Regions from separate parts of the Homo sapiens genome. Here region 1 is linked to region 2. A link is a contact called in ENCODE Hi-C or POLR2A ChIA-PET data. All regions are on one chromosome and are shown on one strand. Each heading gives the region's core, a stretch centred on a gene start or an enhancer-like site at or near the end of the contact. The rest is flanking DNA. Distances are from core to core; before and after follow the strand shown. Region 1 overlaps UQCC1 (ubiquinol-cytochrome c reductase complex assembly factor 1). Region 2 overlaps UQCC1 (ubiquinol-cytochrome c reductase complex assembly factor 1).

Region 1 (6,741 bases), core at 3,881-6,380, 41 kb before region 2:
ACCACCTCAGCCTCCTGAATAGTAGCTGGGACTAAAAGCACATGGCACTGTACCCAGCTGCTTTTCTTTTTTAATAGAGTAAACAGAGAGCAAAAGGATCCTATAAATAAAACATTTTGCTTATTTTGAAAAAACAAACAAACTGTACTTTGACATTATCTCCCTTGTCCACACATGCATCTTTTTACATAAGAGTATTCATATCATAGTAAACATATTCTGTTTTACAGTCTGGATGGTTTTTTTTTTTTTTTTTTTTGAGATGGAGTCTTGCTCTATTAGCCCAGGCCGGAGTGCAGTGGTACGATCTTGGCTCAGTGTAACCTCCACCTCTCCACCTCCCAGGTTCAAGCAATTTTCCTGCCTCGGCCTCCCGAATAGCTGGGATTACAGGCATGTGCCACCATACCCAGCTAATTTTTGTATTTTTAGTTGACATGGGGTTTCACCATGTTGGCTAGGCTGGTCTCAAACTCCTGACCTCACGTGATCCGCCCTCCTTGGCCTCCCAAAATGCTGGGATTACAGGCGTGAGCCACTGTGCCTGGCCCATTCTGGATGTTTTACTTAGCATTTTGACATGGACGTTTGGCCAGCTATTCCTGTTTTTAATTTTTAATTGTTTTAATTAATCCTGGATTAATTATGATTTTTCTCATGTTAAAAGACTATTGGGTCAAAAGGCATATATAATTTTATTATGTATATCTCATTGATAAATTGCTTTCCAAAAGGGTTTTGCTGGTTTAGACTGTCAGAAGCAGTTGATTGTTATCACAGTATTAATTTTGATGCTGTAAACAGTTATATTATTAACAAAGTTAATTAAAGCAGGTACTTGTAATTGGGAGAGATTAAATCATTTCCAGTTCCACAGGTTTTGGAAGGAAATGTATGCTGTGTACTTCTGTGGTAATAGTCACATCCTCAAAGCAGCATACACCTAACTGTATACATTTGAGATTTTTCTCTAGCAGCAAATATTTGTATATAATTGTGTTCACAACAATGAAGAAAGCTGGGTGCAGTTTTGGTTATTTAATAACTATTTTTTTGTTGCATCGTGTTTTTTGAGACTTGCTTTGAGTCTTGCTCTATTGCCCAGATTGGAGTGGAGTGGTGCCATCTTGGCTCACTGCTACCTCCACCTCCCAGTTTCAAGTGATTCTTGTTCCTCAGCCTCCTGAGTAGCTGGGACTACAGGTGCACGCCACCATGCCCAGCTAAGTTTTGTATTTTTTTTAGTAGAGACAGGGTTTGGCTATGTTGGCCAGGCTGGTCTCAAACTCTTGGCCTCACATGATCCACCTGCCTTAGTCTCCCAACCCAAAGTTCCGGATTACAGGCGTGAGCCATGGGACCTGGCCTATTTTGGTTTTTAAAAATCAAATAAATACAAATCATTTTATTTTACTGTCTCAGCAGATTGACACCAAAAACTGAAATACCATACTGAATTATAATTCCAATTTAGTGTTCACCTTTCCTTTCTTCTTTATTCATAACCTGGAAAGAATATTTTCCTGCTTCTTTGTTAGTCTAGGATAAGTTAGTCCAAAAGGAAAAAATATTTTTTCTCTATCTGATGAAGCTATTAATATTAGAAACTGCTTTTTTTCTTTTTCTTTTTTTTTTTTTGAGACAGAATCTCAATCTGTCACCCAGGCTGGACTGCAGTGGTGTGATCTCGGCTCACTGCAACCTCTGCCTCCCGGATTCAAGCAATTCTGCCTCAGCCTCCCAAGTAGCTGGGATTACAGGCATGTGCTACCATGCCCGGCTAATTTTTTTGTACTTTTAGTAGAGACGAGGTTTCACCATATTGGCCAGGCTGGTCTCGAACTCCTGACCTTGTGATCCACCCACCTCGACCTCCCAAAGTGCTGGGATTACAGGCGTGAGCCACCACACCCGGCCTCTTTTTCTTTTTTTTAAGAGATGATCTTGCTCTGTCACCTAGGCTGGAATCAGTGGCTCTAGCCCTTTTACTGCATCCTTTTACTCCTGGGCTCAAGCAACCCTCCCACCTCAGCCTCCTGAGTCGCTGGGACTACAAAGACATGCCATTATGCCTGGGTCATTTTTTTATTTTTATTTTTTGTAGAGACAGGGTCTCACTATGTTGCCCAGGCTGGTCTTGAACTCCTGGTCTTAGGCCTTAAGTGATCCTGCCTCAGCTTCCTGAAGTGCAGGGATTACAGGCATAAGCCACCATGCCCAGCCTGTTTTTTTTTTTTTTTTTTTTTTCTTTAAGTGCCTTCTTGAATCCATGTGTGAAGTATTTTTCATCAGGTCTTTTTAAAACCTCATCCTCAGGCTGGGCGCGGTGGCTCACGCCTGTAATCCCAGCACTTTGGGAGTCTGAAGTGGGTGAATCACTTGAGGTCAGGAGTTTGAGACCAGCCAGGCCAACATGGTGAAACCCCCACCCTCTACTAAAAATTAGCTGGGCATGGTGGTGGGTGCCTCTAATCCCAGCTACTCGGGAGGCCAAGGCAGGAGAATCACTTGAACCCGGGAGGCAGAGGTTGCAGTGAGTCGAGATCACACCACTGCACTCCAGCCTGGGCGACAGAGCAAGACTCCATCTCAAAAAAAAAAACAAAAAAAACCCTCATCCTCAGATGTCTATTTAATGTCTATTTTATATTTGATTCAATAAATAACTCAGAAATTTCTTAGAATTATTTTGAAAGGATGTTTACTAGATAACTTTGTCTTGGCCAGCTGTTCATTATTGAAGGTTCTTCAGTTAATATTGTAGTATTGAATAATAAGACTTTTTACGTATTTAACATATCATGTTTCAATTCATAGCCTGGTGTAAACTACTTATAAAACTTAAGAAAAGTTTATAAATAACTGTTTTATACTATTAGCTCATATAGTATGGTTTTATATTTGTCTCATTTAGGAGTTACAAAATATTGTGGGCTAGGAAGGGCTTGTATTACTGTTTTCATTTTGTTTTATTTTGTTTTCAGAAACAGTTGAGGCTCAAAGGGGCTAAGTGACTCACCCAGGGTTGCCTAGCCAAGCCTTGAACCTGTGTTGTCTGGTTTAAAATCCAGGGATTTCTCCACTATAACATATTGTCTGTGAATGAGTGTAATTGCAAATTAGAAAATGTAATTCATTTTAATATTTTTTGTATTTTGTTATATTTAAATGCAAACTACCTCTGTGAGATTTTCTATTAGTATTGGAAACTGATGTTTATACTAATTATAGTGTGAATCTATTGGTGAGCTTTGTCTTAGCTTAGTCTTTGAAGTAGTTACCTAGGGAGAAAGTAAATTTTTTAGTAACGCTACTCTTCAGGTTTTCTGAGACTCAATTTGAGAATTTCCTTTTGAGACCTATAGCATGTTCATTTTTATTACATTCTGTTGTGGCCCATCTTTGTCATTTGTGGGTAGATTAAGTTTTCATATCAAACCAAAGTGCTTCCAAACTGTGGCTAGTGAATAAAAAGGGAACAAATCTGGAATATACCTTCTGGATGCAGAAGATGACAAATATCTTTCAAATAATTACACTGACTTTCCTGTGGCTTGGATTCTAAAGAGTAGGCCAGACAGGTTTGAAATAAGAGAAAGGGGCTGGGTGCAGTGGCTCACACGTGTAATCCCAGCAGTTTGGGAAGCCAAGGCAGGAGGATCCCTTGAGCTGAGGAGTTCAAGACCAGCCTGGGCAGAAAAAAAAAAAAAAAGAAACAAGAGAAAGCAGTATATATATATTGCTTCCCAAGATTGTACTTTTTAAAGTGGTCATTGCTCACTTGGACTTGTGGTATTTTAGGGCTTAACTTTTGGAGTCCTGAGAATTCAGCAGCCCGCTGTTTCTTAGATATTTTGAGGATGTCTTTTGTCTGAGCATGTTGCACTGATGAGTACACTGCGGTTTGCTGACTGGTCTTTTAGAGATGTTTGCTGTGAAGAGCACTTTGGAGCAGAGGTGGTCAATCAGTAGAGCTCCTGTTGAATTCCACAGTGTTGTCTGCAGACTGCTTTGTCTTTAACCCTTAAGAGACTGGAGGCCTTGGAGAGGAGGCTCCTTAATGAATACATTCTGAGTCTGTGGTTGAGGTTTATCACTGATACAATCTGAAATAATTAGTGGGGTTTTTCAAAGATAATTTCAATTCTACTATTTAAATAATTTGCTGAAAACCAACAATAGTGAATATTTATTGAGTACCTACTAACTTAATACTAACCATTTTGCTAAACATTTTATAGGCCTTATCTCATTCTCACAAAAATCTTACAAGGTCAGTTATCTTGTTTTTCTCATTTTTACAGAGAAGAAAATTGAGTAATTTTACCCAGTGTCACATAGTGAGTGAGAGGTAGAGTCAAAGAATTGAATCAGGCAGTCTGACCCCACATTAAATGTACAACTGTGTTATGCTGCCACCCCATAACAGTAATGAACTATTTAATTGTATCCAACTTGATGTCAAGAAAGAAAGTGCCTAGCTTCAGAAACTAAAGCACTGAATGTGCATTGGAGCAAGAGTGTGATCATGGCAAAATACTACAGCAGGTTTTAACTTTGAAGTGTTTAAATGCATTTCATTGAACTAAAGAATCTGCTGTATTTTTGCATAGTTCACAGTCAACAGTCAATGGTGTTACTTTTTAGGGCTTTACCCTGTGGGTTTCTGTTCTGACACCAGTGTGTATAGGGACTCAATCATATGCCAGCACTTTTCCCACCCTCAGCCCTGAGGTGACCCCAGAAGGGGAAATGGTGACCCAAGTCCAGCTGCTGGCCTGTCTGTCTGTGCTTTCCAGCCCAAGAACTGATTCCCTCTCTGAGAAAATTGGAAAGGCTCCTGGAGGCTGCTGAGAAGCTTTGATGTAGAGGTAGCAATTGAACAGATTGTCCTTTAGAAGCAGCCAAATTTCATTTTCCAGATTGAAAGACAGACTTCCAAGAAAATTTTTCTTTTTAATGTTTTGTTCTAGCATCCAAAAAAGACCCAACTTCAGATCCGGGCTTCAGAGTTTCTCAGGGCTATTCTTGTCTAGGTGGAGGGTGGTTGGCCCATTCTCAGATGGCATGTGTCTTAATAGCTGTATGGCTGGCCAGGCCAGCCTTCAGCTCCCTCCTGCTGGGCTCTGAGAGGAAGTCGACTTGACAGCTGCTAGGCACCTCCCAGTAAGCTCACCAAAGTATTTTGGTGTCACTTTGTGACAGACTTGGATTCAAACTGCAGCCCTGCCACTAGCTTGTTAATATTGTGGCTGCCCACACGTTACTTAGTTTGAGTCTGTTTCCTCATCTCTAAAATGAGGATTATAATGCTTCCCTCCAGGGTTAAAGTGAGGATTGAGTGAGATAATGTATTGACATGGCTTGCAGTAGATCTGGTATGCAGATGGGCCCTTAGTGAGTTAGTTTCTGATAGTGGTATTAGAGAGGCTGTTAGAGCAGGATTAAGAACACAGTGTTTGGAATCAAGTAGATCTGAATTTGATCTCAGGTGTCTCTTTTCATAGCTGTATGACCTTGAACAGCAATTGTCTTGGTCTCTCTGAGTCAGTTTTCTTACCTGTCAATTTGGGATAATATCAATGCCTACCTCAGGGTTATTGGGAGGATTCATTGAGCTCATGGATGTAAAGAACCCAGTAGAACATCTGGCACATAGTAAGCCCGCAGTGAATTACAGCTCTTTATTATTGGTGCTGTTAATGTACCTCATGGGGGTCCGGGCCTATGTGTTATCTCCTAGTGTCCCCTCTTTGTTATCATTTAGTACATCATGTACCTTGATGGTTGCTGAAAAGCAGAGGATAGCGCTTCTTTCTTGAGTCATTGCCCCAAAGGACAGATTCTACCATAAGGGCCCAAATTCCCCACTTATTCTCTTTTTGCATCTTCCTCTTGCTCTGGCTTTTCTCCCTGTTATGTAATAAGGCGGGCACATTCAGTGGGAGACCCCTCATCCAGCAGGAGGCTTTTCTTAGCTGAGTGAGAATTGAGAGGCTTTGATGTCTGAGCACAGAACTAATTTGTGGGATCTGAAACCAAGGAGAAGCCCTTCCCAGTTTTGTCATTTCTGGGGGGGTGATGAACAGCCTTTCAGTAAGTACAATATGCTTTCTTATTCAGCTGCAGCTCCCTAGAGCCCTGATTTTTTTCGCCTGATCTTTTCTTTTTCTTTTTTCTTATTTTTGAGACAGGGTCTTGCTGTGTCACTCAGGCGTGAGTACAGTTAAATGATCTTGGCTCACTGTAACCTCTACCTCCCTGGCTCAAGTGATCATTCCACCTCAGCCTCCCAAGTAACTGGGACTATAGGTGCATGCCACCATGCCTAGCTAATGTTTGTAGTTTTTTGTAGAGATGGGGTCTCACTATGTTTCCCAGGCTGGTCTCAAACTCCTGGGCTCAAGCAATCCACCCACCTCAGCCTCCCTAAGTGCTGGGATTACAAGTGTGAGCCACTGCACCCAGCTCCTGGTCATTTCTTTTGGGCAAATCATTTAGCACACCCATATCCATAGCACATTGGGTACCTTAGAGAAAGAAGACAGGAAAAGGATACTAGAAAGACTTAAGCTTCTCAGTGGAGCCCAACTGAAAAAAGTAAGGGAGTGTTTGCCTAGCTTTTCAGAATTCAAGCCCATGGAGGGAAAATACTGTAGAAGCACACGGAAGCTGGAAGGAACCATAGAAATCATCTAGGCCACATTCTGCAAAGTGAGAAAACCAAGACTCAAAGGGGAG
Region 2 (6,431 bases), core at 2,426-4,925:
CAGATTTCAAATGAACCTTGTTGTCTTTGGCATTTTCGATAGGTGTTTGTGGCTATACTCCTTCTCCTTCAAAGACAGAAGGTGTTTATCGTCTCCTGTGCTTTAGGTCCCAAGGTGAGTTGGCTGCCAGAGAAGAGCCTCCCTCTAGAAGGACAGTGGGAGAACTGAAAAACACTCACCAATCTTGGAGCTACAAGAGTGGAGTTAGACTTAGTTCCACAATTAACCAGCAGGCTCCAATGCAGAGCCTGGACCAGGTTATTTCTAAGGGCCTTTCCTGCTTGAAAAAAAATCCATGAGATAAAAATTTTCCAGCCCAGGGTAGAATTTCCAAGAGTGAACACAGTTTGCAAAACTTTCTACTTTTCTCCAAGCCTCTCTTGCCCTGTAGCACTGGAAGAACTGGCTCCGTCCCTAATAGCCTCAGTTCAAAGGGACCAGAAGAGACTAGGGTAGTTGGGGACAAATGTGGGGTTCATAACGTACTAGGGGTATCTCGTCTGATGAAGTGGTTGGGTATGGATGTCAGAAGAATCTCACTTGGTGATGATCCTCAGGAACTATGTAAAGGAATTTTAGATTGCCCTGGCTGATGGCAGGAAGCCCCACCCAGGGCTAGCCCTAGCTGGTCAGAATTGCCAAGCAGTCAGTGTTTTTATTTTATGCCATCTCCTAATCATTTCAGTGGCCGCCAAGCTCCTAGAAGCTTGACAGCCACAAAGATGATCCTAATTCAACCCTTTCCAAGTGAGGACACTCAGTCCTGGTCAGGAAAAAGGCTTGGTCAGTGTCATATAGTAGCGGTAGTAGCAGAGACTAAAACTCACTTCTCTTGATTGATTCTGTTGCTCTTTTCGTTACTTGATACTATCATCTTTGCTGTTCTCTAGAGCCACTACACACACCCTGCATTTTGTGTTGCTGGGAAAAGCCTCCAATCAAAGACCTCCTGATCCTTTTCTCTTAAGGTCAGCATTCCAGTGTCTAGCACAGTGCTTAGCACATGGTAAGCCTCCATCCAATATTGGTTGAATGGTGAATGAGTGAGTGAACTCACAGAGTCTATTCCTAACCCTATCTTCTTAGAATCAATTCTATACTTACACTGCAGTTTACCTGATTAAATTCATGCCAAATCGTTAAGGGTTGCCAACAGGATCTGTTTTAATGGTCCCAGATAACTCTTGCATTTTAACCAGAGTTTTCTGTAAATAGCGTCTTTGGAAAAAGCAGTGGTTGCAGTAGTAAGACATACAGGCACTGTGACGAGCTCTTGGGGTTGACTATGCCTCTCACTCCATGTCCTACCACAAGACTCTTTTCTCCTGTGGGCTTAACCCCTGCATTGGGTACCACCAGAGGGCAGTAGCTCCGCCAGGATCTGGGTGGGGCTATGTAAAAAAGTTCTGGAGGCTCTGAGGTCAGACCTAGGATACAGTAGAGACAGATGTTTCTTTCAGCTGCCCTGGGTGTGCCATGAGTATTTCTGGATCCATTGATGAGGCAGCTGTAACACTCTTTTCTCACTTTGTTTCCCCCAAAATGCTGAGTGAATGGCCCTGTGGGGTTGGTTGGAGCTGAAGGGGCCCAGCTAGAGTGGAGGGACTTGTTTTTCCATGTTCATTGTCCTCTCTTTAGCTGGTCTTTCTGAATGTCAGTGATCCTTGCCATCAATGTGACGTGCCTGGTTCTCAAAGGAGCAGGAGGAACTATAAGGAGCCCTTCTTTAAAACAACCACTATCAGGGCCTCAACTGTCCTACTGATGCTCAGATCCAGTCCTGACCTCTCACCTAAACTCACTGTCGGCTGCTTCTTCACTGGTCCTCCTGCCTCTTGACTCTCTTCATCTCAGATTCATTCTGCAAATCATTCAGCAGCCTGACTAATCATCCTAAACTCCCGGAGTTCGGGAATTGTCTCTTGTTTACTGCTGTAGCCTCAGCTCCTAAAACAGTGCTTGATGCCTGGGTAGTGCTGAATACATTTGATGAAGGCAATATTGAATGTATTTCCTCTAGATCCAGTAGCATTATTAATTTGTATGGTTTTATTAAGAATTGTTTCATTCATTTATTCAAGGAACATTTTTGTCTCTCGCCACATGCTAATCCCTGAATGTGGTTGGTAGATAATATACCAGAGATAAGTGATCTTACAGGGCTTACAATCTAGTTTATGCTGAGAAAGGAAGTTGAATCTTTCCTGGATTCACTTCCACACGAAACAGACGAACGAGAAAGATATGAGTTCACTTGCTTTTTTGTTTTGTGTTCACTGCAGGCTTCTTCCAGGAGTTATCCCAGGGCAGGGCTGAGTGTAATGGGAGGATGAGGCAGGAGAGTAGGTGAGCCCCAAGGTCCTGAGAGAAGCTTCAGAGACTTCCAGGCTCTCATCTCCAAGTGGGGGATTGGGTTGAGTTTATAACCTCCTTTCCAATGCAGTATCACAGAGTAGTTGAGAGTGCTCACATACTGAAGCCAGTTTGGACTCAAATCCTGCCCTAGCCATGTGACCTTGGGCAAGGTCTCTATGCCTGTTTCCTTTCTATGCCTCAGTTTTCTCTCCGTAAAATAGACATAACTGTAATACCCACCTTACATCGCTTGTAGCATTGTGAGGGATAAATGAGTTATCACATGTGAGGTTCTTTAAACAATGCCTGAGAGTGAAATAGATGTTTGCCACTACTAATTTACTTACTGTTAGGCATTTTCATCTGTTAATATGAAAAGGAAAAAGGAAAGGTGGTTTTGCATAGTTGTGATGGAAAAACTGAGGCTCAGAGTGATTAATCTTTCAGACTCACCAGGTGGGGAAACAGGGCTGTTGGGGCCCAAAATTTACTTAGATTTCAGTGCGTTTCCTAGGTCTGAGTTGGGACTTAAATACAGAACACCAAAGAGATCATCTCTTTAACATACAGCATTCTAACTGAGTTTGTCTCTTTCCTTTGGATAAAATACCTTTCTAAGAACATTTTACTGAGAAAAGAGGACAAAAGAGAATTACCCTATAAAGATGGAGTCACTCTCAGAACTCACAGGCTGTGTCAGTTCCATGCTTTTTTTTTTTTTTTTCCTTTTTTTGTGAGACAAAGTCTTGTTCTGTTGCCCCGGCTGGATTGCAGTGGCGTAATCTCACCTCACTGCAATCTTTGCCTCCTGGTTCAAGCAATTCTCCTGCCTCAGCCTCCCTAGTAGCTGGGACTACAGGCACCCACCACCATGCCCAGCTAATTTTTGTATTTTTAGTAAAGAAGGGGTTTCACCATGTTGGCCAGGCTGGTCTCAAACTCCTGACCTCAGGTGATCTGCCTGCCTTAACCTCCCAAAGTGGTGGGATTACAGAGGCATGAGCCACTGCACCCGGCTCTGTCAATTCCATTTTAAGGGATATCTGAACCTCACTCTTGGCCTCAACCTTGACCACCTCACTACTTAAGTAAGAATGATCATATGGCTTCTACCTGGGATCCAGGCTCAGCCATTCCCAGGATGCTTCTACAGGAATGTACAAACTATCCACTGAGTGGCAATTCTGTTTGAGCCTTAAAACAAACAAAAAAACTTGGACTAGGAGCCAGAAGACCTTGTCTCTGTGAACCTCTTGACCATTTATTAGCCAAGTGATAATTGGGTGAGTCACTTGACCTTTCTGAGCCTTTGCTTCCTCATGTCTTCAGCAGGGAACAGCCTCTTTCTCAGATAACCATTGGGTCAGTATTTTGGCAATTGTACAGCTCTGAACAGTGAGCAGTTAGGACACAGCAGTGAAAGACAAACATTCTGTGACCTGTGTGAAACAATGTAAATGTCTGCTTTACTGTTTTGAGCTTTAGACTTTGGTCTGACCCATTGTGCCCAGGTGGAGTTAGCAGTTAACTCCTGTGATTCAGTTCATTAGGGTGACCCCGCCCCTTTCACTCTTCATTGCTGTGGAGAAGAAGAAGGCAGGGCTGTTGGATGAAGGGTCAGGAACCTCAAGATCAGTAAGGGGCTAAATTTTGGGTCCTCTGAGAAAATGTTGCCATCTGGGCAATATGATATCTATTTTAGGATCGCTGGGAAAGGACTCGGGTCAGTGATCTCAGTGTTGCCTTTAGATCCTCTAGGTTGTTCAGGGCCTCAGCATCCATGACAAGTGACAGTGGCTCAGCTCTATTAGCAAAGAACTGACCAACTTGTTGATCTATATTCACCTGTTTGCCTTTTGTGTCTGTGCAGTTGACATGGTTGGTAGTGATGTGGAACAAGCATCCTGTAGTTTTCCACTGTACCCAGTCTGCCTAAATTTAATAGAAAATAATTAAAAAAGCCAAGTAGTGCCTGCAGCTTTTCTGCGCTCATAAATGCAGTCATGAGGCTCAGGGTGCAATTAGCAGCCTCCAAGTGTCTCTGGAAACCTGAGTGTGTCAGCGTCTTCTTGCTGACGGTAATCAGACCTCATGGCTGCAGTCAGAATGCAGAGGGCCCGGAGTAATGATACCGACCTACATGTAGTGAACAAATTACTGGAAAAGGGGCTCAGGCTCCTAGGCCCTGGTGTGTTATGCCTGTGCTCCACTGGAGACGCCTGCCGGGCTCAAACTAAATACACATCTTGCTCATATTACATCTTATCCAAGTAAGATTTTCCATTACCACAACATAGGAGACATGAAGGGCATGGTGATTGCTAAAATCATACAAGACTGGTTGTCTGCGCTTGGCACTGCCAGGGTCAGAAAGTCATCAGTGTATGATTGCATATAACTTGCATTCCGTTTTCATCTTTCTGTTCTCTCCACTTTCTTCAGTGAGGTCTGATTACATGCAAGTCATGGCCTCCCCTTTCCTCCTCCTCATCTACTCGATAATCAAATCCCGTTGCTCTGGCTGTAGTCATTTCTCTTGAAAGCATGCCTTCCTCTTTGTTCGTGTTGTCACTTCACATTGTTTCAGTTCCTTACAGACTCTCATCTACACCATTGTAGCAGCCTCCTCTGGTTTTCCTGCCTCTGGACCTTCCCCCAACTTTGTGATCTGTACTTCTAGGGTTACTTTTTGAAAATAAATCTGTCCATGCAATTTCCCTGTGCTTAAACCCCTTCCTTGTTCTTTCTTTCATGTGGCTGGCGTTCAGGGCCATTTACAATCTCACACAAACTGCCCTTCCAGCTCCACCTTCTGATTCTTGCCACCATGAGCAGCTTCTGTGTTTTTTTGTTTTTTTTGTGTGTGTTTTTTTGTTTTTTTTTTTACAAACTTCCCTTTGAAAATGCTGTACTTGTTCACCTCCCTGTGCCTTTACACATACCATTCTTTCTGTCTGAACATACCTGTTGACCCTTTAATACCCACTGTAATAAATGTTGCCTCTTCTCTCAAGCCTTTCAGTCCCTATACCATTACCGTTTTGTACATACAACGTGCTAGGTGTGTCTCCCACGTGAGATTGTAAACTTCTTGAGGACAAGTACTGTGTTTTATTGATTTTTTTACCTCCAGCATATACCACAGTAGAATACAGCAGTTACTCAATACGTGCTTATCAAACATGTACAATGCAACGTAGAATTCTGTACCAAGACCGTTTATAGTCTGGTGAGGAACATCAGTTAGCTCATGATACCACTGTGCCAAATGGATAAGTGTCCTAAGAGAGGCTTTAATACACACATGGTTAAGTCACAGATTGAAATGCCTGTCTGAGAAGAACTGTTTGTAACTGGGATTTCCTTTATTGTGGTAAAATATACATACATAATATTTATCATTTTAACCATTCATAAATGCTCAATTCAGTGGCATTAAGTACATTCACAGTGTTGTGTAACAATTTTCATTATCTATACCCAAAACATTTTCATTATCCCCAACAAAAACTCTGTGCCCATTAAATAATAATTTTCCCTTTCTTCCTCCCATCAGCCCCAGGTAGACTATTCTTCTTTCTGTCTCTGAAGGTACCTAAGTACCTCATATAAATCAAATTATACAATATTTGTCCTTCCATGTCTGACTTATTTCATTAAGCATAATGCATTTATGAGTGCATTTTTAAGGTCCATCCATGTTATAGCATATATCAAAATTTTATGCCTTTTTATGGCTGAATAATATCCCTTGGTATGTGTGTACCACATTTTGTTTATCCCTGTCATTGGACACTTGGGTTGTTTCCACCTTTTGGCTATCATAAATGATACTACTATGAAAATTGGTGTACAAATATATCAGTTCCAATTCCCGCTTTCAATTCTTTTGGACATATAGTTAGGAATGGGATTGCTGGGCTATATGGTAGTTCTATGTTCAGCCTTTTGAGAAACCGCCAAACTGTTTTCCACAGTGGCTGTACCATTTTACATTTTCTTCAACAATGCATGAGGGTTTCAGTTTTTCTACATCCTTGCCAATACTTATTTTTCTTTTCTTTTTAAATTATAGC

The links. A loop is a pair of places that touch in the nucleus more often than their neighbours do. ChIA-PET counts read pairs that join two places held with the same protein, here RNA polymerase II (POLR2A).
Region 1: a map of psoas muscle shows a loop between it and region 2 (1.9-fold over the local background). The contact joins two enhancer-like sites. A Hi-C loop is called at or near these places in 3 of 168 maps with a recorded cell type or tissue (CD14-positive monocyte, psoas muscle and transverse colon). POLR2A ChIA-PET finds 5 or more read pairs at or near these places in 11 of 52 experiments (A549, BJ, HEK293T and 8 more).

The regions. Positions count from the first base shown.
Region 1 is chr20:35,367,206-35,373,946 of GRCh38, reverse strand. All of the region lies in intron 5 of UQCC1 (ubiquinol-cytochrome c reductase complex assembly factor 1), which reads left to right. Among named protein-coding and RNA genes, the nearest start is that of UQCC1, 41 kb to the left of the region's middle. Within about 2 kb of position 5,130, at least 5 of the 41 ENCODE cell types and tissues checked have a DNase peak (open chromatin) inside an H3K27ac peak, as active enhancers do.
Region 2 is chr20:35,324,660-35,331,090 of GRCh38, reverse strand. The region is part of intron 7 of UQCC1 (ubiquinol-cytochrome c reductase complex assembly factor 1); the gene reads left to right. Among named protein-coding and RNA genes, the nearest start is that of FAM83C, 35 kb to the right of the region's middle. Within about 2 kb of position 3,675, at least 6 of the 41 ENCODE cell types and tissues checked have a DNase peak (open chromatin) inside an H3K27ac peak, as active enhancers do.